Linked DNA regions of Homo sapiens: region 2 is linked to region 1. A link is an interaction called in ENCODE POLR2A ChIA-PET data of the cell type or tissue named here. Cell type or tissue: MCF 10A. All regions are shown on one strand. Links, peaks and the distances in the headings refer to the core of each region. The heading gives the core; the rest is flanking DNA.

The links. Peaks named below come from ENCODE experiments on the same cell type or tissue, not always from the same donor. Only the 100,000 strongest peaks of a DNase experiment are listed, where the experiment ranks them.
Region 2: POLR2A ChIA-PET joins it to region 1 with 10 read pairs; 4 of 35 experiments call an interaction of 5 or more read pairs at or near these places.

The regions. Positions count from the first base shown.
Region 1 is chr1:209,436,607-209,453,024 of GRCh38, forward strand. No RefSeq gene overlaps it. Among named protein-coding and RNA genes, the nearest start is that of MIR205, 13 kb to the left of the region's middle. RefSeq lists enhancers at 11,398-12,078, 12,079-12,759, 15,483-16,162. In MCF 10A, for the core only: no CTCF peak of the experiment used is centred there; no DNase peak of the experiment used is centred there.
Region 2 is chr1:209,375,640-209,392,057 of GRCh38, forward strand. LINC01698 (long intergenic non-protein coding RNA 1698) reads left to right here. Exons shown (of 3, transcript NR_146491.1): 3 at 3,788-4,051. Among named protein-coding and RNA genes, the nearest start is that of LINC01698, 12 kb to the left of the region's middle. RefSeq lists enhancers at 7,937-8,684, 8,685-9,433. In MCF 10A, for the core only: no CTCF peak of the experiment used is centred there; DNase peaks (open chromatin) are centred at 8,002 and 8,412.

The DNA of each region.
Region 1 (16,418 bases), core at 5,247-13,246:
AGAGAGGGTAAGGGACCAGCCCAAGATCACATAGCCTGCGAGTGGCAAAGCTAAGATCCAACCTGGGCTCCCTGACTCTGGAGTTCACACTTGGAGCTACTACTCTATCCGATCTCTTAATGATAGCATGAGAATTAGGTAAGATAATGCATGCAAACATGTTAGCAAGTGCCTAGGCCTAGTAAATTTCTTGCACTCAAAAATATTATTGATGATGGTAATCTCAGTATCAAGTAAAAGTATCTTCGAGAAGCTTGTCTAGTGCCCACTCAGCTGGAATAAGTAAGCATAGGCACACCTTTGGCTGCCAGAAATCCAGCATTAAACTTACTGTGCCATTTAGTCACACCTTCAGGCCAACCTTAACTTTTATCACAATTATCTCCTCCTCCCATCACCTTCCTTTTAGGAGAGTTTTCATTGCTTTGTTTACCTTTACATTTAGTATATGTATCATACTGTAGGAGCCTTGAGAGTTTTCTTTTTTAAAATTGTCATAAGATCAATGAGAAAGATACAACAATTTTTCCAGGGTAAGTGCCATTTCAAATTTTTACTTTATTTTTCTGAAGGCAGGTGAAAAGTACTGGTGAGAAAGAAGCTGGTGAAGAGCTAATAAAGAAAAAAAAAGTTGGTTTTTTGTTTGTTTGTTTTGTTTTTGTTTTTTGTTTTCTTTTTTGAGATGGAGTCTCACCCTGTCATCCAGGCTGGAGTACAGTGGCATGATCTCGGCTCACGGCAACCTCCTACTCCTGGGTTCAAGCGATTCTCCTGTCTCAGCCTCCCAAGTAGCTGGGACTACAGGCATACACCATCATGCCCGGCTAATTTTTGTATTTTTAGTAGAGATGGGGTTTGGCCATGTTGGCCAGGCTGGTCTCGGACTCCTGATCTCAGGTGATCTGCCTGCCTTGGCCTCCCAAAGCGCTGGGATTACAGGTGTGAGCCACTGTGCCTGGCCAAAAAGAAAATTCTGAGCACATAAGAAAGTAGAAGAATCAATAGAAATCAAGCAAGAAATAGCAAACCAGTGATCAGGGAGGAGGATGCAATCATGTTGCTGTGGCGTGGGCACTGAGCTTAGCAATGGAGAAGCAGCTTCTTGATGAAGCCCCATCCTGTGGGTTCCATCAAAGAAATTTCCAAAGTTGAGGCAGCTCTGACACCAGGAGTGTCATCCCCAGACTGGAGGTCACTCCCCAAGACCTTTCAGAGATGAGACTGGGGACCGTTATGTCACCTGGACCCCTTGGACACCTGGCTTCATATTACCACTCCCTCCTTTAAGTATCCAGCTAATTTTAAAGTATGAAGTTCTTGGCTGGAGAACACTCACCTGGCAAAGTTGCCAACATGAGGGAGATCCTCACCTGAAAATAGACAAAAAGCAGGCCAAAGGAGAAACTAAGACATTTTACGGAATGAGTTCCTTTTGTCTCATTACCTTACCCTGTGACCATCTGCCTTCTAAGAAGGAAGAAAGCCTTGAACAAAGAAAGTGTCCCTTTTAATAACAGAACCATATAAATTACATTTCATTACTATGCCATTATGGCACATTGCATTATAATCCAACTGTTAAAGGCCTCACCTCAGAAGCCCACATCATTCCACTTTGCCCTCCTGAACGCCTGGCTTTTAGCTGAGTCAATTTATCTACTGCAATTAGATCCAGGCTCCCTCCTTCCTGAGTCAAGTCCTTCCCAGCAATGGCAGCAACTTTCCTATGCCCCTCCACGGGGGCTCTATTTAACATTTCTTGCCACTCAGAGCTAATTTTGAAAGTTGCTATGGATTCATTAATCAATGACGTTTTTTTTTTTTTTAACTTTAATATGCTTACAATTTACCTGAGAATCTTGTAAAAATGCAGATTCTGATTCAGCACATGTGGGATGGGGCCTTAGATTCAGCCCTTATCACCAGCTCCCAGGTGATGTTACTGTGATGCCTGGATCACACTGTGAATAGCAAAGGCTTAGGGGGCTCAAGGTTCAAAACCCGGTTCTCCTACACTATTCCTCTCAGTTTAGCAGGAGGCCCAGACTCATGTCTCATCTTGGTGTCTCTCCTTTTCCTTTGGCTTCTCTTTCAAGTCACTGGTGTCTTAGCCAATCTGGGGAGACGGGAGAGGCCCAGAGAAGGCCACAGGAGGGTATGCTTGGCTTGTCACAGCAGCAAAGGCTCTGACAAATGATGAAGAAGATGGGGCCTTTTCTGAATGTGGAAATGGCCGGGTGATCCCTATTCAGGAAACACCAGTGGTTTAGAATAGTAAAAGTGCCCTAACACCTAATATGTGAGGTAGGTTACTGAGAAATGAAACGTTTGTGACCCAGAAACTAAGATAAAGCAACTTCAAGTAGTTCGACAAGTGACAACCAACCTGGAGCAAGTAACCATGAGTACACTTTCGCCGCCAGAAAATCCAGACCTAAACTTAGTGGGCAATTTTCAAGATTTAAGAAGAAAGGAGTTAAGTAATTTACCAAAAGTCAAGATTCTGGGCCAGGCCTTAAACTGACCCAATTTCTTCTGCCTCTTAGTCTAGTGTTGTTTCTAACAAGTCACTTTATTGCTGTGCTGAGAAGCTACTCCTCTCTCATTAACTTTACCATGTAGATTTATCATCACTCTAAAACTCAGTGCTTCCGTTCTTTTTTTTTTTTTTTTTTTTTTTTTGGGAATGGAATCTGTAGAGCTGAAAAAATTTAAAAATTAAATATTGAATATAAATATGTTTTTAAAGGATAGTTATAATGTTTAGCTACTTTTCTTTTCCAGTGTTTACTGGAGAAACAAACTCCATCAATAAATGAACATGCCAAGCAGTGATGTCGGATCAGAAAGTCAGTGACTGGGTGGGAAGAACTTAAGCTGAAGCAGGATAGATCTAGGTTCAAATCCAGTGTCTGTGGCCTTCAGCAAAACAGTAAATCTGTGCTTCAGTTTGTAAAATGTTACAAGGCAAAACAAAGTCCCTACCTTTCACCTTTCAAAGTCATTTCACATACAAAAAGTACTTCATGAATGATAAATATGAAAATAATTATTTTTATGTATCTCAATTGTAGTAGGATACTGAAGAGGATCAGAACATGCCATCTCAAATATACCAACTTGGCAAGAGAATTATTTTGACTTGAAGGCAAGTGAGAAGAAGCAGACATAGGAAAAGTTATTTTTCTCTCCCCTTAACTGCCTAAGAACAACATAAATTTTTTCGTTTGTAAAGGTAACATAAATTTCCAGTTGTAAGTGTGCCTCCCTGTGTTGTACCAGAAAGATAACTGTTCTAGCGGCAACACTTATTACCTGAGATGACTTATCGGACCTCATTACACAACTCTTAATTACCATACATTTTTCTAAACATCTTCCCACAACTTACCCCCACCACAGGAGCCCAAACTCCTTTTCCCTTGTCTAACTTTTTCTCCACATTTTATCACCCTTTGTTAAGATAGTATATAAGTTCTGAATTCTAATCTCCTTCTTTCACATTTCTTTATGAACTTCTGTGCATACCTACCCAATTAAGTGTTTTCTTCTTCTGTTAATCTGCTATTAATTAGTTTGACTTGTGGGCCCCAGCCAATGAACCTAAAAGGGTAGAGGAAGGATTATTTTCCCCCTACTAAACAGAGAAAAGAAAAGACAGGAGGACAAGGAGGGCTGAGGCAAGGCTATGAGGTCATAGCCATAAGGAAATTACAAGACACAGAAGGACTAGATGTTAACAAAGTAGAGGTCTAAAATAAAATGTTCAGGCTGAGCACAGTGATTCATGCCTGTAATCCCAGCACTTTGGGAGGCTGAGGCAGGCAGATCACCTGAGGTCAGGAGTTCAAGATCAGCCTGGTCAACATGGCAAAACCCTGTCTCTACTAAAAATACAAAAATTACCTGGGCATGGTGGTGCATGCCTGTAGTCCCAGCTACTAGGGGGGCTGAGGTGGGAGAACCACTTGAATCGGGGAGGCGGAGGTTGCAGTGAGCTGAGATCACACTATTGCACTCTAGCCTGGGGGACAGAGTGAGACTCTGTCTCACCAAAAAAAAAAAAAAAAAAAAAAAAAAGATAAAGAAAGGAAGAAAGAAAAGAAGAAGAAAATGTTCAGATAGGCATCTGTGGATTTAAAACCAAAGGGCAGGAAAAAAAAAGTTATTTATGGGTCCAAATGGATTTTGAAGGTGTAGGTAGAAAGAAGATATGCTATGGCCAAAAGTCAAAATAATATAGTGTTTCAACAGACTAAAGACACACAGTGTAAGAGTTCAGAAAGTGCGTTTCCCAGAATCAAGGTCAGGTAATGAATCAGAAAGCGAGGCAAGTTGGTGGACAAGACAGGCACCCACTACCAGAAACGAGCAAGAGGAGGCTGAGAGTTGACCTTGCTAGAGGCAAGCATCTGGACCAGTCAGGAGTTCCTCAGTTCTTCCTATCAGGGTATGGGCAGCTCAAAGCTTGCAGATAAGGGGAGAGAAGTAACTGTTTTTGAATGGATTCTAAGGAGAGTAATGGGGCAGCAACTGACAACAGATTCTGACACAGCATCATTAGTGTATTCCTGACCCACATTCAATTTGTCAAAAAATGCTTTTTAAAATTGAGTCTTTATTGAGAAGACATGCACCTAACTCTGATTTAAACAGGCAACATAGCTGCATGCAAAATAAGAGGTTAGATAGTATCTTTTTTATACCATCACTCTGTATGTAGAAGCAAAGATCTTATTTTGCATTCATATTCTATGTTCTGGATAAACTGTCAGGTCTCTCTGCCAGATTTTTATGGATAATTAGAAGGTTGCAAAAAGCAGATGTTATGAAACTATCTGTGACTACTCCTTAATGGTGGATGACAAGAACTCAGTACCATTTCTTAATTACACGAGACATAGTAAGAGGTGTAAAACAGAGGGAGAACTGTCAAAGCCTGACAAGATATCAAACAGTTAATCACCCACATTGAACCGGAACATTTTTCTACCATGTAATTCAGAACGCAGATCCCACCTTCCTATGGCTAAAAAAAAATTTAGCTATAAGTTGTGTGTGCTCCTGTGTTACTTCATTTCAGGTTTTAATAATTGATATAAGAGTACCTGCATGAAATAGGTGGCTTTTCTTTTGAAAACTAATCAAATAAGAAAATCTGCATCTTATGAAATACACAGACAATTTTGCTATGTCAGATCCTATTTAGTAGCATGAAAGGAAGCTACAGGATTTTGGAAAACTTGTTCTTGTCTCATGAAGACAATGACCACAACTAATATTTTTTGAGGTCTTGCCCTGTGCCAGGGGATATATAAGCTCTTCACTATGCATTATCTCATGCAATCCTCACAACTCTAAGAAGTAGGTGGACACTTCAATTAGCCCTATTTTACAGAAACGGAAACTAATAGGCAGGGAGCAGTGGCTCATGCCTGTAATCCCAACACTTTGGAAGGCTGAGGCTGGTGGATCACTTGAGCCCAGGAGTTCAAGCCAGCCTGACCAACATGGCAAAATTCCACATCTACTAAAAATATAAAAATTACCCAGCCATGGTAGTATGCACCTGTAATCCCAGCTACTTGGGAGGCTGAGGCAGGAGAATGACCTGAACCTGGGAGGCAGAGGTTGCAGTGAGCCGAGATCGTGCCACTGCACTCCAGCCTGGGTGACAGAGCAAGACTCTGTCTCAAAAAAAAAAAGAAAAAAGAAAAGGAAAGGAAACTAATAATAACAACAGTAACAACACAAACTCAATAGCTACTACTACTGGCAGTTATTAAATACTGGCAACATCTACACATTGTACTTTGCATACATCATCTCATTTAACAGGGCTGGTGCCATAATTATTTTTATTTTTATGTAACAGAAGAGGAAACTAAGGTATCAAGAGATTGAAAAATTGGCCCACATGATTTTAAGTGGCAGTGTCAGAGTTCCAAATCTAGTCTGTCTCTACACATAGTACATTTAACCCTTGGTCTATACTGCCTCTGTTTGCCTGGTGACTATAATGGGCTGAATTCTCTTCCCCCAAAAATCATATGTTGATGTCCTACCTCGCATATGTTGATGTGACTGTGTTTGGAGATAGGTCCTTTAAAGAGGTAATTAAGTTTAAATTGGGTCATATGACTGGGTTCTAATCCACTGTGACTGGTGTCCTTATAAGAATAAAAGATTTGTGGCTCGTGCCTGTAATCCCAGCACTTTGGGATGCCAAGGCAGGCAGATCACTGGAGGTCAGGAGTTTGAGATCAGCCTGGCCAACATGGAGAAACCCCATCTCTACTAAAAATACACAAATTAGCCGGGTGTGATGGTGTGTGCCTGTAATCCCAGTTACTCAGGAGGCTGAAGCAAGAGAATCGCTTGAGTCCAGGAGGCAGAGGTTGCAATGAGCCGAGATCGTGCCACTGCCCTTCAGCCTGGGCAATAGAGCGAGACCCCATCACTAAAACAAAAGAGAAAGAAAAAGAAAAAAGATCAGGACTCAGATACGCACAGAGGAACCCATGTGAAGACAGTCGTCTAAAGTCACAGAGAGAGGCCTCAGAGGTTATCAACCCTGACAATACCTTGATCTTAGACCTGTAGCTTCCAGGACTATGAGAAAATCGATTTCTGTTGTTTAAGTCACCCAGTCTGTGGCAATTTGTCATGGCAGCTCTAGCAAATGAACACAGTGGCCCTGTTTAAGTCCCCTAACTTCTGTATGTCTCAGTCCCTTGAGCTGGAAGACGTCTAGGGTCCTTCCCAAGTAAAGCACCCCATGCTTGCCATGCTTTAGTATCTTCACCCTCCTGGACACCCAGCAGGGGCTTCTTTCCAGGGCTTCAGAACTGACAATTTTCCTCATGCTTCAGCCTCTTCTACTCTTCCCACCCATTGCTTCTGGTAATGTGGAAGGCTCACGTAAGAAACAGCAAGGGGCGTAGCCCCGGAGCAAACAGGAGGTGAGAGCCAGATGATGTAAGCTCAGTGGGAATCTCTGGGGCGGAGCTTCTCCACCTACTTCTAAAACACCTGCCCAACTATTCAACCATTATTTATAAATTTACTTATATGATACAATTATTTATAAATGTGCATTTGTCATCATTTATAAATTACTCATGGTATACAAAGCACTATACTGAGTGCTGAGATACAATGCCAAAAACAAAACAGAAACAGGTCCCTACCCTCCTTGAGGATACAATAGAAGGGGGAAGAAAATATGAGTCAAATAATGGCACTATTTTTCAAAAATGCAATTTAAAACAAAAACAGATACTCTGACGGGAAGGCAGAGAGCCCTTTAGACTTTTTATGGAGACTTTTGTTCTTGAATCAGAAGTGAGGCAAAAGTGCAAGTACTCCAGGAAGAGACAGCATACTGACTTAAAGTCACACCAAGCTATAAATGACTAAATCAGTCCTTTTCCTAGAACTAAGCTTTCTGAGGAGAATAAAATAGCAGAGATAATGGAGTGCTGGAAGTGGGGAAAGAACATAGAAAAGAAATGGTGAAGAACTGAAGATAAATGTCTGCTGTTTTGCAACTTTGCCTGGGGCCAACCCAGGCTCTGTTCTACACTCCTGTTACAGTGAGTCTATTAGTGTTTACTCAGGTCCTACTGAGAAAAGAAGAGAAAAAGAGAGCACCATTCTCTATAGGAAGATAGAAAAATTACTAGTAAATGAAAAAGCACCTTCTCTGCAACGTCAGGAGCTTTCTCTTAAATTGAATAAGCAGGTACACACCCAAGAATAATTAGACAATGATGACAACTCTGTTCAGACTGCCTGTCCTTGTTTTCCCAGCAGTAAAATCCAAATGCATTTCATTCTGCAACAAACACGGATTGAGAGGCCACAATGAGTCAGGCACGGTGTTAGGTACCAGGGCTGGAAAGAGGAAAATTGCATGGTCATGTCCTCAGCATTTAGGAGTTCACTGTGGAGGAAGAAATTCAGACTCATAAACAGTCACTGCACTGTAATGCAACAAACACAATGCCAGAGGGTACAGAACACCAGAGGATGGGGATGTGGGACCCACATTTTAAAGTTGGATCAGAATAGAAAAAGATCAATCAGGGAAGCTTACTTGGTGATGGTCTTTGAGCAAGACCTGAAACCAAAGGGTAAACTAGACCATAATTATAATATGGAAGGAAATTATTTGCTATTGACTGTTCTAGGCAGCAAGGAATGTGGACTGCGGAGAGAAGGGCAACCCAATGATGGTAATAATAGTGGTGGAGTTTGCAAGATAGGTGTTTGCAGTAGTTTCTCAGCAAGCAGAATATGAGACAGAGATGTCATTTAAAGATTTCTCATGATTCAAAACCTATAGAAAGAGAGGAAGAAAACAGGTTTGGGCAGGGGGAGAAGTTGAGATATGATGTGGATCGAATGACAACTTCAGAAGATTCACAGAAACTTCTGGAGCTCAAGTGTCTCTTCAGAGTTATCCTGCATTGGGGGTGAATGGGCTGAGCTGTTATAACCCCATGATGATAAGTCATTGCATGTGGGTGGCCCCTGGAAGAAGGCATGACCTCAGCTGAGTCTGTTTTCTCAGGTTGAGACAATCCCCTCAGAAGTGCTGACAACTGAGGGTCATCTGCCAGCAGCACCCACCACAGCAGCTGGGGTAATTAATTCTTCATTCCCAAAAGGGGATCTGAGCAACATATCACAGCACGCGGCACAGTGCACCTCTTACACCATTTGGATCCACTTCTTCACCAAAGTCCTAGGAGCAGTTCCTCCAGCATTCTTGTAAACCCCTGGTTGGGGAGGGAACTTGGAAGATGAAGGTCAGTGGGATCGCCTACAGTCCCCACCATGGCAATTGGCTTTGGAGCTACAATTGACATTCTCACCATCCTCTGTTATCCATTATAGATCCCCTTACTCTCAGCTAGTATCCCTGCTGCTTTTGCTATCCTATTGGTGGCATGAGCTAGACCCTAACAGGATCTGTACTCCTGGTTACCATGCCCTCCTCAGGCCAAGGTTGCTGCACATCCTTCTAAAATTGGTCAAGAGAGTCTCAAAAGATGCCCAAGTGGATCATCTGAGTATCAAACCTAATTCCCTCTGCTCCTAGCAGCCCTGCCTCTTCCTGCTGACCAGAGTAAATCACTCTAGCCAACTAGTGACTCCTCTTCTTGCCTGCTGGTTCCTAAGCACAATGAGTTTGAAGTGCCAAAGCAGTAATAGTTTATAATTCAGCCAGGTGCCTGCTGTGTCCCTTGGCAGCAGTATTTTTTCCTTTAGAAAATGGAGGCCTGGCACGATGGCTCATGCCTGTCTGTAATCCCAGCACTTTGGGAGGCCAAGGCCGGCGGATCACGAGGTCAGGATATCGAGACCATCCTGGCCAACATGGCGAAACCCCATCTCTACTAAAAATACAAAACTAGCTTGGCATGGTGGCATGTGCCTGTAGTCCCAGCTATTTGGGAGGCTGAGGCAGGAGAACCGCTTGAACCTGGGAGGCGGAGGTTGCAGTGAGCCAAGATTGCACTACTGCACTCCAGCCTGGTAAAACAGCCAGACTCCGTCAAAAAAAAGAAAAGAAGGTGGAACTTTTATATACGCAGAGCTTTGAGTTCTGGGGATGAGAAGCCCATGTTCCCCAAGTGGCTCACTAGGAGTGGGGCTCTGGTTTCTACCATTTGGTTTCCATACTTATGAATCCTACATATTAGGTGCATAGCACTGTATAAAATTTTTTATTTAAGGTATATGCTGTTTCCTGAAAGATAGCACCACATCCCCTGAGATGGCACTACTGTGTGCCTTGAGTAGGTTATTGCATCACTCTATCAGGCCAGCATTTTTAGGTGGTGTAGTATGTGATATGATCAGCAGATTCCCCGTCAAGTGCTCACCAACTCAACTCTTTGGCAGTAAAGTATGTCCCATGTACTGATGCCATGTTATGTGAAATCCTGTGCCAATGGATTAGGTACTCTACAAGCCTCCAATAGTGATGCTGGCTGTGATCCTGTTGGCATGACAGGCAAATCCATATCTGGAATATGTGTATATTCATGTCAAAATAAAGTGCTGCCTCCTATTCACAACAGCAAAGACATGGAATCAACCTAAATGCCCACCAATGATAGAACTAGATAAAGAAAATGTTGTACATATACACCATGGAATACTATGCAGTCATAAAAGGGACCAAGATCATGTCCTTTGCAGGGACATGGATGGAGTTGGAAGCCATTATCCTTGCTTGGCAGACTAACACAGGAACAGAAAACCAAACACTGCATGTTCTCACTTATAAGGGGGAGCTGAATGATGAGAACACAGGGACACATGGAGGGGAACAACACACACTGGGGTCTGTCAGAGGTGGGTGGGGAGGAAGAGAGCATCAGGAAGAATAGCTAATGAATGCTGGACTTAATACCTAAGTGATGGGATGATCTGTGCAGCAAGCCACCATGGCACACATTTACCTGTGTAACAAACCTGCACATCCTGCACGCGTAACCCAGAACTTAAAAGTTGAAGGAAAAATAAATAAATAAAGTGCCGCCTCTTCCAAAGTAGAAGAGATCCAATATAGTCAACTTGCCACCAAGTGGCCAGTTGTTCTCCTTGAGGGATGGTGTTGAATCTGTCGTTCTCTGTTGCTAGCAGGTTGGTCATTAGACAGTGACAGTAGATAAATCAGCCTTGGGTGTTCATGCTGCTGTGCCCATGGGCAGCCTCCAACCCTGCCAGCATGATTCATATTCATTGGTCCATTTTGCCAACACAGGAGTGGCCAATAATAGATCCTTTCAGCATACTTGGTTCTGTAATATCTGTTCTGTGGTAGAATGTGCTCCAATAGGCATAAAAAATGTGATATAAAAATCTTCACACTTTAGGCCTGCTTCCATATGTCTATCTTCATGCCCCTAGCCCATACCTCCTTGTCCCAATCTTCCAATCCTTTTTTTTTTTTTTTTTTTTTTTTTTTTGAGACAGAATCTTGCTCTGTCACCCAGGCTGGAATGCAGTGGCACGATCTCGGCTCACTGCAAACTCCACCTCCTGGGTTCAAGCGATTCTCCTGTCTCAGCTTCCCGAGTCACTGGCATTACAGGCACTGCCACCACGCCCAGCTAATTTTTGTATTTTTAGTAGGGACGGGGTTTCACCATGGTGTCCAGGCTGGTCTCGAACTCCTGATCTCAAGCGATCCTCCCACCTCGGCCTCCCAAAGTGCTGGGATTACAGGCATGAGCCATTGCACCCAGCCCCAGTCTTGTTATATCCAAATTCCTACTTAGCCAGCCTACCCACTCCCCATAACTCATGAGTCCACATATATTCTAGCCTTGGAACACTTGTTTTTACACACAAACTGGATGATTAGGTGGGCTTCCTTAGCTCTTCCCACTATGAAGATTTTCTCCCATTTCAATCTCACCCTGAGTGGAGCTATAGTTCAGCTACCAAACATACCCACAACTAAGCCAACCCATCCATGAATCACAATCAGGTTTTTTTCTTCTTTCATCAACAGATCATAGGGAATACCATGTGTAGCCACATATGTGAGCTGAGGAAAAGGTTCTGGTGTAACTGTGGCAGAGGTCATGAGACCTGGGCCACCTGATAGCGCAGCTTGCTTGTGCCTTTTGGTCCTGTCTGTGTACAATTCTAGATATATCACTTCCATCATAAGAAAGCCAGGCCCTCAGAAAGCCAGGCCCTCCTGACCTTATGACTTGGTGGCTCTGAACAAACTTAGCTTATGATGGCCAATCCCAAATGCATGCTAACTTAATGTCTGATGATCAAGCATTCCAGCCCTATGGGGAGCATTAACACTTTATGAGCTGTTTTTCAAATGGTATGTAATTCTCTGTTACAGATAATACAGCCTTGCCCAAGAATTCCAGGTATCTATGTTGTGATTCTCTCACTGAACTAATTCCTTTCCTTTCACCTTCCTTCCTTCTTCCTTCCTTCCTTCCTTCTTGATACATAATATTTGTACATATTCATGTGGTAGATGTGATATTTTGATACATGCATATAATGTGTAATGATCAAATCAGGCTATTTAGGGTATCCTGATTTAGTATTTAGGATTACCTTGAACATTTATCATTTCTTTGTGTTGGAGACATTTCAAATCTCTTCTAGCTATTTTGAAATACACAATACATCATTAACTATAGTCAGTGTCAGGCCTCTGAGCCCAAGCCAAGCCATCACATCCCCTGTGACCTGCACCTATACGCCCAGATGGCCTGAAGTAACTGAAGAATCACAAAAGAAGTGAATATGCCCTGCCCCACCTTAACTGATGACATTCCACCACAAAAGAAGTGTAAATGGCCGGTCCTTGCCTTAACTGATGACATTACCTTGTGAAAGTCCTTTTCCTGGATCATCCTGGCTCAAAAAGCACCCCCACTGAGCACCTTGCGACCCCTACTCCTTCCCGCCAGAGAACAAACCCCCTTTGACGGTAATTTTCCTTTACCTACCCAAATCCTATAAAAACGGCCCCACCCTTATCTCCCTGGGCTGACTCTCTTTTCGGACTCAGCCCGCCTGCACCCAGGTGAAATAAACAGCCATGTTGCTCACACAAAGCCTGTTTGGTGGTCTCTTCACACGGACGCGCATGAAATTTGGTGCTGTGACTCGGATCGGGGGACCTCCCTTGGGAGATCAATCCTCCGTCCTCCTGCTCTTTGCTCCATGAGAAAGATCCACCTACGACCTCAGGTCCTCAGACCGACCAGCCCAAGGAACATCTCACCAATTTTAAATCAGGTAAGTGGCCTCTTCTTACTCTCTTCTCCAACCTCTCTCACTGTCCCTCAACCACTTTCTCCTTTCCACTCTTCAATCTCTCCCTTCTCTTAATTTCAATTCCTTTCATTTTCTGGGAGAGACAAAGGAGACGCATTTTATCCGTGGATCCAAAACTCCGGCACCGGTCAGGGACTGGGAAGGCAGCCTTCCCTTGGTGTTTAATCATTGCAGGGACACCTCTCTGATTATACACCCACGTTTCAAGGGTGTCCGACAATGCAGGGATGCCTGCCTTGGTCCTTCACCCTTAGTGGCAAGTCCTGCTTTTCTGGGGAAGGGGCAAGTACCCCTCAACCCCTTCTCTCCTTGTCTCTACCCCTTCTCTGCTTTCCTGGGGGAGGGGCAAGTACCCCTCAACCCCTTCTCCTTCACCCTTAGTGGCAAGTCCTGCTTTCCTGGGGCAGGGGCAAGTATCCCTCAACCCCTTCTCCTTCACCCTTAGTGGCAAGTCCCGCTTTCCTGGGGCAGGGGCAAGTACCCCTCAACCCCTTCTCCTTCACCCTGAGCGGCAAGTCCCACTTTCCTGGGGGGCAAGAACCCCCCAATCGCTTATTTCCACACCCCAACCTCTTATCTCTGTGCCCCAATCTCTTATCCCTTATTTCTGCACCCTGACCTCTTATCTCTGTGCCCCAATCCCTTATTTCCATGCCCCAACCCCTTCTCTGCTTTCCTGGAGGGCAAGAACCCCCCACCCCTTCTCTGTGTCTCTGCTCTTTTCTCTGGGCTTGCCTCCTTCACTATGGGTAAGCTTCCACCTTCCATTCCTCCTTCTTCTCCCTTAGCCTGTGTTCTCAAAAACTTAAAACCTCTTCAACTCACACCTGACCTAAAACCTAAATGCCTTATTTTCTTCTGCAATGCCGCTTGACCCCAATACAAACTCGACAGTAGTTCCAAACAGCCAGAAAATGGCACTTTGAATTTTTCCATCCTGCAAAATCTAAATAATTCTTGTCGTAAAATAGGCAAACGGTCTGAGGTGCCTGACGTCCAGGCATTCTTTTACACATCAGTCCCTTCCTAGTCTCTGTGCCCAGTGCAACTCGTCCCAAATCTTCCTTCTTTCCCTCCCGCCTGTCCCCTCAGTACCAACCCCAAGCGTCGCTGAGTCTTTCTAATCTTCCTTTTCTACAGACCCATCTGACCTCTCCCTTCCTCCCCAGCCTGCTCCTCGCCAGGCCGAGCTAGGTCCCAATTCTTCCTCAGCCTCTGCTCCTCCACCCTATAATCTTTTTATCACCTCCCCTCCTCACACCTGGTCCGGCTTACAGTTTCGTTCCATGACTAGCCCTCCCCCACCTGCCCAGCAATTTACTCTTAAAAAGGTGGCTGGAGCCAAAGGCATAGTCAAGGTTAATGCTCCTTTTTCTTTATCCCAAATCAGATAGCGTTTAGGCTCTTTTTCATCAAATATAAAAATCCAGCCCAGTTCATGACTTGTTTGGCAGCAACCCTGAGACACTTTACAGCCCTAGACCCTAAAAGGTCAAAAGGCCGTCTTATTCCCAATATACATTTTATTACCCAATCTGCTCCCGACATTAAATAAAACTCCAAAAATTAGAATCTGGCCCTCAAACCCCACAACAGAACTTAATTAACCTCACCTTCAAGGTGTACAATAATAATAAAAAAAAAACAGTTGCAATTCCTTGCCTCCATTGTGAGACAAACCCCAGCCACATCTCCAGCACACAAGAACTTTCAAACCGCAGCAGCCAGGCGTTCCTCCAGAACCTCCTCCCCCAGGAGCTTGCTACATGTGCGGGAAATCTGGCCACTGGGCCAAGGAATGCCCGCAGCCCAGGATTCCTCCTAAGCTGCGTCCCATCTGTGTGGGACCCCACTGAAAATCGGACTGTTCAACTCACCTGGCAGCCACTCCCAGAGCCCCTGGAACTCTGGCCCAAGGCTCTCTGACTCCTTCCCAGATCTTCTCAGCTTAGCGGCTGAAGACTGACGCTGCCGGATCGCCTCGGAAGCCCCCAGACCATCACGGATGCCGAGCTTCGGGTAACTCTCACAGTGGAGGGTAAGTCCGTCCCCTTCTTAATCAATACGGAGGCTACCCACTGCACATTACCTTCTTTTCAAGGGCCTGTTTCCCTTGCCTCCATAACTGTTGTGGGTATTGACAGCCAGGCTTCTAAACCTCTTAAAACTCCCCAACTCTGGTGCCAACTTGGACAACACTCTTTTTTAGTTATCCCCACCTGCCAGTTCCTTATTAGGCCGAGATATTTTAACCAAATTAACTACTTTCCTGACTATTCCTGGACTACAGCTACATCTCATTGCCGCCCTTCTCCCCAACCCAAAGCCTCCTTCGCGTCTTCCTCTCATATCCCCCCACTTTAACCCACAAGTATGAGACATCTGTACTCCTTCCCTGGCAACCGATCACATGCCCATTACCATCCCATTAAAACCTAATCACCCTTACCCTGCTCAACGCCAATATCCCATCCCGCAGCAGGCTTTAAAAGGATTAAAGCCTGCTATCACTCGCCTGCTACAGCATGGGCTTCTAAAACCTATAAACTCTCCTTACCATTCCCCCATTTTACCTGTCCTAAAACCAGACAAGGCTTACGAGTTAGTTCAGAATCTGCGCCTTATCAACCAAATTGTTTTGCCTATCCACCCCATGGTGCCAAACCCATATACTCTTCTATCCTCAATACCTCCCTCTACTACCCATTATTCTGTTCTAGATCTCAAACATGCTTTCTTTACTATTCCTTTGCACCCTTCATCCCAGTCTCTCTTTGCTTTCACTTAGACTGACCCTGACACCCATTAGGCTCAGCAAATTACCTGGGCTGTACTGCCGCAAAGCTTCACAGACAGCCCCCATTACTTCAGTCAAGCCCAAATTTCATCCTCATCTGTTACCTATCTTGGCATAATTATCATAAAAACACACGTGCTCTCCCTGCTGATCGTGTCTGATTAATCTCCCAAACCTCAATCCCTTACAAAACAACAACTCCTTTCCTTCCTAGGCCTGGTTAGTGCGGTCAGAATTCTTACACAAGAGCCAGGACCGCACCCTGTAGCCTTTCTGTCCAAACAACTTGACATTACTGTTTTAGCCTAGCCCTCATGTCTGCGTGCAGCAGGTGCCGCTGCTTTAATACTTTTAGAGGCCCTCAAAATAAGTAGAGGCCTTTCCTACAGGGTCTGAGAAGGCCACCACAGTCATTTCTTCCCTTCTGTTAGACATAATTCCTCAGTTTAGCCTTCCCACCTCTATACAGTCTGATAACAGACCAGCCTTTATTAGTCAAATCAGCCAAGCATATTTTCAGGCTCTTAGTATTCAGTGACAGACTAATGGTCTATTAGAAACACACCTCACCAAGCTCAGCAACCAACTTAAAAAGGACTGGACAATACTTTTACCACTTTCACTTCTCAGAATTCAGGCCTGTCCTCGGAATGCTACAAGGTACAGCCCATTTGAGCTCCTTTGTATTAGGCCCCAGTCTCATTCCAGACACTGGACCAACTTAGACTGTGCCCCAAAAAAACTTGTCATCCCTACTATCTCCTGTCTAGCCATACTCCTATTC
Region 2 (16,418 bases), core at 3,240-11,239, 63 kb before region 1:
TTGCGTTTGGGAAGGTGGCACAAAACAAATGCTCAATGCATGGGAGCTATTGTTATTGTTAGGCCCATTGCCTCTAACTAGAGGCAATCATTTTAAAGAGAGGGAGAACCCATCTCATTCTTCTCTGTGCTCCCAGAGCTCAGCAGAGTTTCTGCACACCAAGAGCATTCATTAACTGACACTGAATTTCCTGCTCTGCTTAAAGAATGCTGCTCCCAAAGGAAATGCAAATACACAAGCTCCTATATCAGCTCACCAAAGAGGGAGCCAACAAGTGAAAGGAGTGGATGAAAAGTATCCCATAAAGGGACACAATGTGGTTTACGGGCCAGGCAGTGGATGAAAAGAGAGTATCAGTAAGTGCAGGTGTATAGATGACCAAAGGACATTTTCCAGTGGACTGGGCTTGAAATTCATTTTCCAAAACTCAGCTTCTTTTGTTTTTTCAAGACAGGGTTAAGTAGAAAGAGACAGTTTATATTTTGTCCCATGTAAAGAAGGTATTTATGTGAAATATGACAGCTCAGTGTGCAAGAATGCAAACCACAGCTTGTGAGATAATGTGGCTATGAGGCAATGATCTGAAATCTGGAAGAAAATCGATCTTAAATCTTTATATTGATCCAAATATTTGAAAGTGGTAGGAAGGAATATGCTTGCTAAAGAGGGGATGAATATGGATGGCTTGTTCCAGTTTCTTTAGGCCTTACAAAAGCAAATTTTACACCAAACCTCACTCTGTATACTTACTTTACATAAGATCAAACTTAAGGGAGACGAGATCAATATTGAAGCTCTGTCTGAGATTCCATCTCTTTAATACCTTTCTCATTTCCTTTAGTAGTAGAAAGAGAGCTAATCTCTGTCTTTCAAATAGTTGTTTTGCATTTTTTGATCATGGGGAATTAAATTGAATTAGATGGGTCTGGAGTGGTTATTAGAACCATTACATTTGGCATAATAGATACATCTAGAGAAAACATTTACATAAGGAAATCAAAGCTGGTCTCATTTTTTATCCAGTGCTCTGACCTCTTTGGAGTTCTGACAAGCAGGATTTATCTGAATATTTCTTAAGATGGTATGTATAACAGTAAAATGCACCCCCTAACACACCTACCTAAACCAGCATTTCCTTCTGAAAAAAGAAAAAAACTGCTTAAAAAAGGAGGTATTTTCATATACTTACAGACATATTTTCCATTTGGATCCTTATTTGAATTTTACTCTCATTTAGAATATAATTCTGAAATCTCCATCATTAATGCTAAGCCTGGCAATATTCCATAAAAAAAAACCCACCAATAAAACACAAAAGCTAGATGTGAAGAGGATTATGATGTCATATTAAAAGAAGGGAAGGGAGAATTAAAATAAAAGATCTATCTGAAATGATCAGAAATGAAATTCTCTTTGGGATAAAATGGTCTCTTCCAGAAATGCAGCCATTTAAAATAAGATTATAGTGATATTTTATAAGAACTAAAGCAGAATACAAACTATCTTTCCCTGAATTAACTCACAGTTATATACAATGAACAGTAGATACAAATAAGGCATTTTTAGGCTTCTCCATTTTGCTTGGCAATTTCTCAACACAAGCTCCTGCATTAATAAAATCAGGGGTCTGGGTAAATGATGCAAACTTTAGGGCCCTATCACATCAAAATCAGATTGTCCTGGGTATGGGGTGGGAAGATTCTGCATTTTAAAAAGGACCCCAGGTAATTCTAAAACCCACTGGTGTTTGAGACTCCAGTTTAGAGCATCTCTGGGAAGCATAGGGGGACCAGCACAGAATTCAAAGCATACTTCATATCCAGCAACTCTAATAGTCCAGAGTTTGAGCCCTGCCTATCTGTTACTACTAGAGTGACCTTAAACAAGTCACTTAATCTCTCTAAGCCTCAGTTTTCTCATTTGTAAACTGGGATAATTTGCTTCACAGGTTGGCTTGAGTATTAAGGAAGTGATGATCCTCTATTAAAGCCCTATAAGAAGCTGGGCACCATGGCTTATGGCTGTAATTCCAGCACTTTGAGAGGCCAAGACAGGAGGATAGCTTAAGGCCAGGAGTTCGAGGTCAGCCTGCGCAGCAGAGAGAGACCCTTCTCTACAAAAAAAAAAAATAATAATAATAATAATAATAATAATAGTTGGGTTTGGTGGCACATGCCTGTAGTCCTAGCTACTCAGGAGGTTGAGGTGGGGGTATCATTGAGCCTAGGAGTTTGAGACTACAGTGAGCTATGATCATGTTACTGCACTCCAGAATGAGACCCTGTCTCAAAAAAAAAACAAGAACAAAAACAAAAAAAAACACCTTACCTGATACAACTTATTTCTTATTACCAGTATTGTTACTATTTGGCCACAAGTGTGATAACAAAAGAGAGCCTTGTCTACCTGGCAACACTGCCACTGTCAAGAGAAGGAATATAGAGATGACAAATTAAGTAGACCAGAACATAACTGGGCAGTGAAATTCCGTGTGATCATCAAATACATTTTGAGAGTAAATATAAACAATTGGTTGGCACAGAGCTAAGATGAAAAAAAAATATTGATGGGAATGATAAGGTAGAATTCAGTTGGGACAAAGCCTTCCTGAAGTGCAAATGATCAGATCAGGATGGCTGTTGGGAAGTGTGTGGTTCTGTTTCTCAGAGACATCTGGATGATAAAGAGTGGTGAGACCTCCGACAGTCTTTGTAGAAGCCCCAGGGACAAAAATGAGAGAGGAAAAAGGAAGTTTCCAAATACTTGTGTCTGCGATGAAGAAGCATGGCTGGATGGAGGAAAGAAAGGTTGAAATGGCATTTAGAAATTAGAGCAAAGGGCCAGTCCCCATGGCACAAGCCTGTAATCCCAGCACTTTAGGAGGCCCAGGTGGGAGAATCACTTGAGGCCAGGAGTTTAAGACTAGCCTAAGCAACAGAGTGAGAGCCAGTCTCTACAAAGATCACTTGAGCCCAGGAGTTCGAGATGACAGTGAGCTATGATAGCACCACTGCATTCCAGCTTCAGTGACAGAGTGTGACCCTGTCCCCAAAAAGGAAAAAAGAACAGAAAAGAAATTGCAGCAGAGGAACAATAAGGAATCCTGAGACTAAAGTTGATTTCCAACTCTGAAACAAATGATCAGAACTCCAAAATTGATACAATTTTAAAATATTTCCCTGACCAGGTGCAGTGACTCATGCCTGTAGTCTCAGCACTTTGGAAGTCTGAGGCGGGCAGATCACTTGAGGCCAGGAGTTCAAGACTAGCCTGGCCAACATGCTGAAACCCCGTCTCCACTAAAAATACAAAAATTAGCCAAGAGTAGTGGTGCATGCCTAAAATACCAGCTACTCAGGGGGCTGAGGTGGGAGAATCTCTTGAACCTGGGAGGCAGAGGTTACAAGTGAGCTGAGATCATGCCACTGCACTCCAGCCTGGGCTACAGAGTGAGACTCCATCTCAAATACATATATATTTCCCTGATCACAAATGATGCAAGTTTGGTGACTGAAAGCCACAGCCCTGCCCTCCTTGTAGGTTCCTTGTATGTGTGGTTGGGGATGTGGAGGGGAGGAGGGTGCTATGCTTCTCCTGGAATAAGATCTGGAAACTCTAGGGACAAAAGTAGCTGCATGTCAAAGGGCTCTGGCTTCCTTTGTGTCATGTGCTTGGAGTTTAGATATAAAGCTCTGAGGATCCCTCCTTTTGGAGTCTGTATAAACTGATGTTCTTCCTGGAAGCCCTATGCTGTGCCTGGCTTTTACTCATTCTGTTCCCTTAACAGGAATGTTCATCCTCTGCCTCTGACCTGGGAAGTCTCAGTCATCCCCGAGGACCAATTCCAAATGTCAATTCATTCACCACCATTGCCCTTGTCATTGCATCCACTCCTCCTCTCTCTCTGACTTGTGTTAATGGTAGGTAACTGTGTATGAATCTAGGCTGGGGGTTTGTCTTTGAGGTCAAGGACTATTTCTGATTCACTGTGTGTCTCCCTAAATCCTTCTTCCACCCAGCAAAGATGCTCAAAATATATATACAAATGATAGCCCTTTGTCCTGTACCTTTTCTGAGCTTTGGAATGTCTCTCTGTACTGATAGAGCATCATGCAACAGACCCAGCAGAGGAGGAAATAGCTGTGAGATTATCTGCCCATTATAGCAGGATTCAAAGAAAGCTGCTTTCATGCCAGGAAGCCAGGGGATCGTAGTAAACGGCTGTCTTTAACCAAAGACAGGGATCTTCCACTATTAGGAGGGATCTTCCACTATTGAAAGTTGAGACCCTGGGACCCCTGTCTCATCTATCTCTGCCATCAGACCTGCCGCTTCTCACATAGTTGCATATGGACAAGATGCCTCATTTTGGTGTGCACTGGGAGATCTGGCCTATCCATGAAACTCTCTCCATTGGTTGCCTGTTGAAAGGGCTCCCTACCAATTTGGTCATAACACAGACCAAATTGAGGAGGTTAAAAGAGATCAAGTGTCTGAACATGGCTTCTTTGGACTCTAGGAGGAGTTGATCAAGTGTCACTCCAGTGCATATACTGTTTTTATGCACAGTATGGATTTGAACATCCTGGTGAGTGAGTCCATGTTAACAGTATGTTCTCAAGCAGGAATATGCAGCTCTAGCTTCTGTTTTTAGAAAGCTCAGAGATTTTTTGCACTGGAAGAGAATTAGACATCCAACATCCTCATTTCAAAAGGAAACTGAAGTCAGAGAGGAGAAGGGACTTCCCAATGGTACATAACCTGCTATTGGCAAAGGTGGGACCAGAGCCCTTAAGTTTTTCAACTTCTCCAGCAAATTCCTCATATCTAAGAGCAACGCTTCAGTTTTCCTTAATAAAGTGCCCCAGATCCTCACATTCATCCCTTTCAGAGTGCAACTTCCTACTTGGTTTACAAATGAGTCAAGAAAAGAAAATCTCCTCTTTAGCAATGTAGTGTGGGACCAGCTCACTTGAGTATGCAAAACTTGTCCTTGAGAGCTGCTAGCTCTTTACTATTTTTTCTGGGTGCAACAGTGTGCATGTCACCCCACCCTTACTGCCTGGCTGTCTTCACACATCACCTTCTCTGAGAGTGCTTCTCTAATATCCCCACCCAAAGAGCTCCCCACATATGCAAATCCATTGATTATCATGTCTCTTTGCTTTTTCAGTCTCCATGAAAATTATTGAGACCTAAGATGTAAGACCTATTTCTGATTATTTTGTTTATTGGTTGTCTTCTCCCACCAGAATGTAAGCCACATGAGGTTAGGAGCCTCTCTGTCTTATTCTCTGTAGTATCTCTGGCTCCTAGAGTACTGCCTGGTACAGGGTTGCTACTTCATTATTTCTTACTGTATATGAGAATGAATGAGTGAATTGAAAAGCAATTGAACTCTGGTTGTGCCTTACAGGTATAGCAGAAGTTGTCTGCACAGAGAGGAAGGAAGGAGACGATCTTTGATATGAATTCTGTTGGCCAATGAGGCCTAGAATGTTAACAATTAATGGCCACATTTTCCTAGTTAACTACAAAGCAAGAGTGAAAAGGAGATAATGTTGGACTAACTATTTGACTACATTGTCTGATTTATCCAAAAGGTGGTATGGAATTTTGATCCAGTAGTGGTACATCATCTTTGATAATACACACGTACACATAAGGGAGTGTACACACCCATATACACTCACTCACACTCTGCTATTGCCTACTACCTATTAGATACTCCCAACAAAAGCTCTTAAACTAAAAATGACATGGTGTTGTTAAGTTTCTCAGGGAAATCCACCTATCTATGGAACTCAAGAGAGCAGAGGGCTGGTCTCTGGAGAAAAATAAAACAGGGTCAAAAACCAATTTTATTTGTTATTTTTCACTGGAAATACATGGTTAATCCAAGAACTAGCAAAGAGGTGTTGAAAAAGATTCTCTGATGTCATTTGTTTTTTCTTTTTCTTTTTTTTTTTTTTTTTTTTTGAGACGGAGTTTCTCTCTTGTTGCCCAGGCTGGAGTGCAATGGCACAATCTCAGCTCACTGCAACCTCTGCCTCCCAGGTTCAAGCGATTCTCCTGCCTCAGCTTCCTGAGTAGCTGAGATTACAGGAGTGCGCAACCATACCTAGCTAATTTTGTATTTTTAGTAGAGGCGGAGTTTCTCCATGTTGGTCAGACTGATCTCAGACTCCTGACCTCAAGTAATCCACCTGCCTCAGTCTCCCAAAGTGCTGGGATTACAGGCCTGAGCCACCGAGCCCAGCCTCATTTGTTTTTTCATACAGATATATCTCATCTGCATTAGAGGTAGATCCAAGATTAAGATGTGAACATGTTCCAGCTTTAATTTCAGTTGTTTTTCTTTTTTAAATAAAGAAAAGCCAGCAATACAATTTGTTTCTCATTGAGCACTATACACATTCAGCTATGACTGAGAATTTAGAAGATACAAATTCAAACTCCAGTTTAATTTCCTTTTTCCTGTTTGACTCCAAGCTCAGTAGGTGATCTTATAAGTTGACAGGGGTAACATTGCACCTATTAGCACTTGTCAACCAAAAGTAGATTGTTCGGGTTTCAATAAATGTTTTTTTGAATTGGATTTAGGTTGGTGAGAAAATATATTAAGTCAGAATTCTTTGAGGCAAATTACATATTGAAATGAACAGTTTGGTGTTCATCCTGTCTACCATCCCCCTCAAAAACAAAGAGACAGACAGAAAGAAAAAAAAAGCAGAAGTTTTGCTTTTCTAAGCTACGAGAATTTCTTCTGCTGCTACATCTGTGAACGCTTTACAAGGCAATGTCTACAGTTTGAGTTTTACAGCCCATTTTGATTGCAGTTTACATGACATCTGGGGCTCTATTTTTGGAGAAATTTCAAAGCTAGTGACTTCCAGTTTTTAATCAGCAGTGTATTTATTTTCTACCCTAGCATAATTGTTCATGGCTCCACATTGATTTTTTTATAGGAGACAATGCAAAATGATAATCAGAGTGAATTAGTAATTTGATCTTGTATCTGTCAAGGCTTGATGGCTTTTACCTGCTCTAGAGGCTAGAAGGCAATGTGCTGACCTCATTGTGTTGAAAAAAATTGAACACATCGTGGTTGTCAAGGACAAGACATTCTCAGTCATAAGAACAAAGAGAGCAAGAAAGGCTAATGAGGGAAGAGGCCATACAACCCTGAAAAGTACACAGCCTCCTGCCCCTCTGCTCAGAATCTGGGGTCATGTTTGCAGCCACAGGTGCCACATGCAGAAGTGTCAGAGGTGTGAAAACCAGAGCAACTCCATCTTGAATAGGAGCTGGGTAAAATAAGGCTGAAACTTGCTGGGCTGCATTCCCAGACAGGTTAAGGCATTCTAAGTCACAGGATGAGATAGGAGGTTGGCACAAGGTACAGGCCATCAAGACCTTGCTGATAAAACAGGTTGCAGGTTGCAGTAAAGGAGCCAGCCAAAAACCACCAAAACCAAGATGGCCGTGAGAGTGACCTCTGGTCATGCTCACTGCTGCACTGCCACCAGCGCCATGACAGTTTACAAATGCCATAGCAATGTCAAGAAGTTACCCTGTATGGTCTAAAAAGGGGAGGGATTAATAATCCACCCCTTGTTTAGCATATCATCAAGAAATAACCATAAAAATGGGCAACCAATAGCCCTCAGGGCTGCTCTGTTTACAGAGTAGCCATTCTTTATCCCTTTACTTTCTTAATAAACTTACTTTCACTTTGCACCACGGACTTGCCCTAAATTCTTTCTTGCGCGAAACCCAAGAACCCTCTCTTGGGGTCTGGATAGGGACTCCTTTCCAGTAGCGCATTTAACAGAAGGACAGGCTGTGCAGACATTATTTTCGCTCCTTTCTACTGAGAAGGGAAAACACCACAATTGAGCAGCCTGCTCCTCTATAAGTGAATGAATAAGCACTTGCTTTTCATTGTGGGTGAGTCAAATGGCCTGGCATATATGCAAGTAAGAACTAGAGCAGAGGCTGCTCACCTGCAAACTCACATCAGGGCTTCTGCCCGGAATTACGGTATTTTTTGTTTGTGTGTGTGTTGTTGTCATTGGCTTCTTTTCATAGGGGTTTGGATGAAGCTATTTAAACACATGAGACAGCAGCCACTAGGACTGTATCTAAGAAGGTAAGTGGTTTGCCCAGGGTTACATGGCTAGTGGAAGAGCTAGTCTTTACAAGAATCTTTTACATAAACCAAACCAGGTGAGGTAGGATCAATAAGAGGGTGAAGTGAGGAACCGACATTTTTAAGAGCTCCATGAAATGAAGGAGCTTGGAGAGAAAATTGATAGATGGTACTTTCAGTAGCCCAGCCTCCTCCTGTAATTTCTGGCTTCACCTTTCTCTAAGCCCTCCTTTGCTCTGAGTTCTGTCTGGGCAAGTCCCAAGCTCCTGGAATGCATCTTTGCCTTCCTTATCTGGAAGCTAATCACTAAATAGCAGGTGGCGGAGATTCTGGTTTTCATCCCTCTTTCTCTCTCCCTTTCTCTCTTTTACTCACTTCCTCAGGGCTATGAATTTCTGAATCTTAAACAGGAAACCTCCCTGATTTGTTCACACCTGGAATGCCATTCTATCTTTGTTTGAAGAGTGCAGAAATTAGAGCGCGGGAGAATCAAGAGAAGGAGCTGTTGTGTGAAGAGGGAAGAGAGAGGTCAGCATTTAAATGTGAACACACACACTGAGAGGCACATATACATGCACACAGTTTAATCTAAGCTAAGCATTCTTTCTTTCAACTCCTGCATTTCCCTCCTCATCTCCACTGCCAGCAAATGTCTTACAAGACAAAGAGTATTTACTGTGTGTCACTTCAGTTATCAACACTCTGCACAAATAGGTTGACAGAGGAAACAGGCAAAGTACCTTTGCAGGCCCATTTGGGGTTGAAATAGCAACTAGACTGCCTAGAGGCTGCCAGATATTAGCTTACTTATTGCTCCTGCAAATGTTAGAAGCTGGCTCTTGAGAGAACCTGTCATCAACATCCCTGTCCCCGTGGGTGTCAGGAAGGTTCGGCCTTCTTTAAGGTAGGCACTGTGTCCTCATGGACTGTTCATTTTGGGAAGAACCTTGGGAGATCACCTGGTTCAAGCTCCTGGCTTTAGTCATTGTTTGTCTCTAAATCCAGAGACCAATGTTTGTGATCTACTGACTCGTAAGCTCCCTATGAGGAAAATGGAACAAAATATTGGGCACAAAGACATAAATCTAAATGCATGGTTTCTAATCTGTGGACCCTGAGATCCCACAGGAGCACCATATTTGCATGAATCAGTGCTTATAGGTTGACCAAATAGCATGATTCACACACATATATTATAATACTTCTAATGGTTTTATTCATTCATTCTACAAATACAGTACTGCTTTGTGCCAGAAACTGTGGTAGGTGCTGAGCATATAATAGACAGGGAATAAGTCAAACTGACTCTGCCTTCATGGAGCTTCCTGTCCAGTGGTAAAAACAGGCAGAGAGAGCTGCAGAAACACAGAGTGAAAGCAATAACTCAGATTTGGAATATTATATAGATAAGGTTATGATTAATAGAACTCAAATTCCTTTAAAGGTAGTAGTCTCTGTCTGCTATTAAGCATTTGCTCTACCAATGCATTCCTAAATGTATTTTTATCTACATGACTATACATGTTTTCAGATTCAAATGTGCTCTCCTGACTAAAAAGATTGGATACCACTGACCTAAATCATCTGCTAGGATTGCCTTTTCTATCCCAGGTGAATAAATTAAATAGCTATGTAGTTTTCCCTTTGCCACTGGAAGTTTCACTGAAAAATCAACTCATGAAAGGCAGATTAATAAGAGAAAAGGCATAGATATTTGTTCACATTCATGCGAGAATCACAGGGTGATTTCCCAATATCCCAGTGGGTTACAGATGCTTGTATACCTACTTCTTGAGGGAAAGAGAGATGGGACATTGTGGATGACTTTAGGGACATTAGTAAATAATTTTCAGGGCAATTCAATGGCTGTGAAGAATATACAATGGCCTGGGAGAAAGTCTGTTGGGCCCACAGAGCAGAGAGTAGTTTGTGATAAAAGTCTGCCCATGTTTGTTGACAGACTTCAGTTTTTCTTCCTGCGATATGAGTTCAGTTAATGAAAATTCAGAGAAGGGATCAGAAGTAATTGTTTTCGTCTTTGGTAGGTGTAGATCTTAGGCAGATAAGGGAATTTCAGAGAACAGCTTCATCCTTCTCCATGATAGAAGTAAAGGATTGAGAGACAGAAGCGGGTAGAGAGGGAAAAACAATTGTTCTCCTTGGTGGGTCCGTCTGATCTTTACGTAGATAGGGGGAAAGTCTCCTCCAGCATCTGTTGATCTCAAAGGACCTTTAATTTAAAATACCCATTATACCAGGGAGCTATATTTTGGGTGAAGTTTCCTGTGCTCCTTCAGCAAGAAATAATATTTTACCAATATTCCAGTAACCCTCAGGGAACAATTTTTTCATAGTTCTACACTGGCTTTGCATCACTGAAAATTAATCTCAGAGTTCTCTGTACCCCATAACCCAAGAATGCTACGTCTCTGGGGAACCCTGCAGAAACCCAGAAAGAGCATGATCATTTGGTTATAAATTCCACCTCCCTAGTGGGCAGCCTCATCTCTGTCCTTGACATGGGTGAGGTTGGAGGCAAAGGTTTGTTGTTGATTTTGGTATGCTATGGAATACCAGGCCTGGAGCCACAGGACATGACTTGTTGCTCTATTAGACATGCTAAATAAGCTCCTGAAACAAAGAAATCAAGCGAAGATTAGATGGGAGGATTTTCTTGTCAAGAATTATGAATGCAAAAATAACCCTGAAAATATAGCTATAGTTGAATAGGGGCTGGGCAAGACAATGGACAGAAAGATTTGTTAGACATAAGATCCCACTTAAATCAAAATGATCCACCAAGGCTCAGCTCCCAATGGGGTCTCTATGTGCAGATTCAAGGGTAGAAATATTGTAGGGACGTTTTTAGTATCAATTCTGCATTAGACAATGTGATAGGTATCAAGCCTACAAATACCAATGAGATATAGTCCTTTAACTGTCTTCTTTTAGTTAAAAAAAAAAGTAATTGTCAATACTCATTAAAAATATAAATAAATAAATAGTATTTTAAACTTTGTGACAATGGGCAGAACAGCAACAAGGAAAGCAGGCCAAGGCACTGGGTTTGGAGTCAAGAGATGGGTTTTATCCTGGTTATATGTTGAATTTACTTCCCACCTTGGGCAAATCACTTCCCTATCTAATCAGTTTCCTAACCTGTAAAATGACAAAAATCACTTCCACTTCCTAGTTTTATGATTCCAGGTCCAATACAAGAAGGAATTTCTTTTAAGGGCCCCCTTAATCTGGTCAAAGTTATCCTTCCCAGCAGGGCAGAAACTTCACCTGTTTGCATTAGGCCTGGGTTGTGGGATAAGCTATCTCCTGACAGACCCCAAGAGTCTCCATCTTCCAGTCCTCCCCAAGTGACCCCATGAGAAGACGTATTAAAGGAAGGAATTCAAAACAGTATGGCCCATGTAAAGAGTATCCTTTAGGAACAGGATCTGTTTACTTAGTGGCTGGAAACTTAAATGCATGCATTGTATACCGCCCAACCCCCAACTCCCCACCCCCACTGCTATCATAGCCATTAAAAAAAGGAGCATAGCAGATCTCTGACAGTTAGACCTTACCCATTTTCAGCTCTGGACTTTCACTGAGGTAATATCTTTACCTGTTGCCAACTAGACCTGTTGGTGTGTGTAACTGTTTCTTCATTCTGACTCATCACACCTTGCTTGTGGCAGCGAACCCAGGCGCCATTGTTTCCTGGTGATCTCTGGCCTACTTTTTCCCAAACGCTGTGAGGCAGCCATGGAGCCTTGTGAAAGAGATTGACTTTCTCTCAGGTAGCCAAGGGCCTTTGGGACAGCTACCTCCTGATCCCCTTTAACCCCAGGGGGAACTCTGAAGGCTGAGCCCCTCCTAAGTTACAACATAGAAGTTAGTTCCAGTAAAACTTTCCAGGCTCTGCTAATTCCATAAGGGACTCTTAAAGAATGAGAAATGGAAGCCCAAGGTCTGCATAAAATCCTACATGTGCTAAGCCCGCCAAAATCAGTTTGTTGAGGAGAAGGAGCACAGTAGGAAGAGCTTTTGTATTTTCAATTCAGATAAACCCCAGTAAGACTAGCCATAGGGCAACATAGAACTGCTTATGGTTCCATATATCTTGCTGTATTTTCATTCCATGCCTTACCATTTAAAATATTATTTAATTATCTTTTTAGTGAGTATTGCCAATTACCGTTTTCTTTGCTAAAAGAAGACAGTTAAAGGACTATATTTTCTTGGTATGTGTAGGCTTGGTGCCTATCACATTCCATTCCAAAAACATGTGCCTAATGTTTCTGGAATGTCCTCTCCCAGTCCACAGCCTCTCTTCACTGAGCTAATTGCTACTTGTCCTTAACACTCAGCTCAAACATCACCTCCTCCAGGAAGTCTCCACTGACCTCCCCCTTTGCATTAGATGCCTGTCTTGATACATCCCCCTAAGGCGTTCTGTGTAGCTCTACCTGTGCACTTTACCATATTGTTACATATTTACCCATCTTTCTCACCTAGGCTCTACACCTTCTGTAGAACTAACTCATGTTATTCATCTTTTTTCCTCTCCATAGCTTACTACATGGCCTTGTATGTTTATTGTATGAATAAACAATCTGGTTCATCCACTTATTAGGTGTGTGTTCTGGGCAATTTAATTCACTTCTCTGAGCCTCAGTTTTCTCATCTATTAATTGGAAATAACAATCCATGTCTCTTAGAGATATTGTTCATATGAAGAGGTGACATATGTAAAGGCCTTCCACAATGCTGACACATAGGCACAGAGTCAATTCACCTAGGGCTGTGGATTTGCACAGGAAATGAAGAAAAAACACAAAAGCAGCAAGCTCAGAGCAATGAAGACTCTTGCTGTCAGTGTGCAGACCCTTTCCTCCATGGATGTATTGTCCCAACCAGCGCTCCCTTGCTGCAAGGGAGCCTGGAAGTCCTTTTTTTCCCTTTTTTTCCTTCCTTCTTTCCTTTCGTTTTCTCCTTTATTCCTTCCTTCCTTTCTTCCTTTTTTTCTCTCTTTTCGTAAATGAGAAACACATGAGTGAATCATTTTTATAAGTTTTCCTGGGAATCCAGCATCTCTAGCCAGAATATTAATAACGTGGTTACTCTGATGATTTCTCCCATTGACCCTAAAAACCTAGACATTCTCTTTTATAGGTAGGTCTCTTCAAGTGAGGTCAGCTTCTCCAGATAATTTCTGGTGATTTATGCAGACACCTTGGGGAGGAAAAAAGGAAGCAGCACTGATCTGAGCCTCCTGGAAACTCAACAAGTGGCCTGACCCTTGAAGGGTTTCTTCACCGTGTCTGGTAAAGTTTCCAAATTCTGGAGATGTGGAAGCAGAGGCACATTACCAGAAGGCCAGGTAATAAGCATGTTGGCAAGTACTACTGCTGGCCCTGACCCACCATATCATACCACAGGACCATCCACACCCATCCCCTATCCCAAAACCACACATCCACACTCCCCACCACCACCTTAACACACACACACTGCTCATTTCCCTCTGGAGATATGCAGGGCTCTCCATGGTCAAATGACCCTAAATCCTCTGGTGAATCAGGTTGAATCAGAGCCCATGAGTCATCCAGAGCACATCTAACCCAGGGTTAATTTATTCAGCAATCATTAAGAAAGCAAGTTCCTACTGCCAGGTGCCGTCCTAGGCATGACAGGCTGATGTTTCTAGAACATATTTGACAGCCTTTCTCCCCAAGTCACACCATGAAGGAGAAACCATTTCAGTTAAGAATGGTGAGTCAAGAGCTTGGCATGGAGGTATTACCAAGGAAGAGATCTGTGTTGAGCCTGTGTGCAGATCCTTAGCATTTAATTTATTCTGCAAGGACACACAAGGTGGTAGGAAACCACTCCAGGGAACCCACCGAAGAGTCAAGCAAAGCAGAGCATGGGTGCAATCACAAGTCATAGTGTGGGGTGGAGAGGCAAGGATGGGGGAAGAGCAAAGAAAAGGAGGACTTCCCTCAGAAGACCTGCTACTTTTAAACTCAACCTTGGCCAAAGAACCAAGAAGCACTTTAGCAACTTCCCCATGCTCGTCTCCAAAATTTCCTAGGATCTGAGAGGTGGAGGAGAGGGAGCTCCTTACAGGGAAATGAACAGAGAGTGATGGTGGGGCCTAGTTTGGGTTAGGCAATGTGGGCTACTGTGAGGGTTTTAAAATATAAATATGCAGAACACAGAGGGCTTTTAGGGCAGTCAACTACTTTTATGATACTATAATGGTAGATACCTGTCATTATACTTTTGTCCAAACCCATAGACTGTACAATACCAAGAATTAACCCCAGTGTAAACTCTGAACGTTGAGTGATAAGGATGTGTCAGTGTAGGTTTATCAGTTGTAACAAATGGGCCCCTCTGTGGGGGATGTTGATAATGGGGAGGCCATGCATGTGTGAAGGCAGGGAGTAGAGGGGAAATCTCTATACTTTCCATTCAATTTAGCTGTGAATCCACAACTTTCCTAAAAACTAAACTATATTAAAATAAAAAATCTTAAATAAAAAAACCACATGTCTGCAAATTATATGACAATCCCCTTAGAGAGAGGGAAGGCCAGCTGGGCACAGTGGCTCATGCCTGTAATCCCAGCACTTTGGGAGGCTGAGGTGGGTAGATCATGAATTCAGGGGTTCGAGACCAGCCTGGCCAACGTGGTGAAACCCCATCTCTATTAAAAATACAAAACATTAGCCAGGCTTGGTGGTGCATGCCTGTAATCCCATCTACTCAGGACACTGAGGCAGGAGAATCACTTGAACCCAGGAGGTGGAGGTTGTAATGAGCTGAGATCACACCATTGCACTCCAGCCTGGGCAACAGAGTGAGACTTGGTCTCAAAAAAAAAAAAAAGAGAAAGAGACAGAGAGAGAGGGAAGGCCTATAGCATTTCCCCTTGTATCTGAGCAAGCTTCTAACTTACTTGTAATCAAAAGAATGTGGCAGAAGTAATGCTCCATGACTTCCAAAGCCAAATGGTAAAAGACCTTGCAGCCTCCATCTTGTTCTCTGGAACATTTGCACTTGGAGTTCTGAACCCCAAGCCACGGTGTAAGAAATTCAACTGCCCTGAAACCACAACTACAATGAAAGGAATCTCAGGTGTCTGGAGCAGCCATGTGTAAGAGTGCTGAAGGTCACAGCTGAGTCCTACCCCAGAGCCAGCATCACCTGACTGACTTGTGAATTAATCAACATTTCATGATCCCACTCTCCCACAGCCTTGAATTCCCCACAGCCTTTGAGTCTTCCTAGTTGAGGCTCAGATGTTGTGGAGCAGAGGTAAGCAGCCCCTGCCATGCCCTGTTCAAATTCCTGGCCCATGAAATCTGTGAGCCAAAAAAAAAAAAGTTATTTTTATGTTTTATGCTCCTAAGTAGATGCAAACTGTAGTGACTTGCAGGGCTTCCTTGATCCAATGATGAGGATTGGGGGTGTTGGAGGGTGACCTGTGTCAGAAAAAGGAGAAAGAGGAATGCACAGACCAGGCCATGCCACTATGGAAGACAAACAATGATCTGAACAGTGCTATTTGTACAGACGGTCCACAACTTATAATGGTTTGACTTACAATTTTTTGACTTTATAATGACACGTAAGCAACATGTGTTCAGTAGAAACCATACTTCAAATATCCGCCTACCATTCTGTTTTTCACTTTCAGTTCAGTATTCAATAAATTACATGAGATATTCAACACTTCGTTATAAAATGGGCTTTGCGTTAGATGATTTTGCCCAACTGCGGGCTATGTCCTTGTTTGTTGCACGAACATTGTTCAAGTATGTTTAAGATACGTTAGGCTAAGAGATGATGCTCAGCAGGTGAGGTGTATTAAATGCATTTTCAAACTATAATATTTTCAACATACCCCGTCATAAGTTGAGGAGAGTCTGTACTATTTGCTTTTTTGAGGTGAAAATGGAACCTCATGTAAACACATTTCACGAAGGATCCCTGGGCCTGGCCTCTGGCATCACAGCCTTGCAGTGGTCACTGGGGATGCACACAGCCTCTCTTGACTGCTACCCTAATCAACAGCAGACAGGAGCCTCCTCCTCTTCAGAGGCCCTTCCCGTGGTTGGAAGCCAAACAACTTCATAGTGGGACATCTGTCTATTTCGCATAGGCTCCTTGGAGAAATGCTGGTGGACAGGATTTGAAGACTTGCAGTCAGGAATTCATTCCTCCCAGCAGGGGATGGGGGCTCAACTCCTGGTGACTCAGA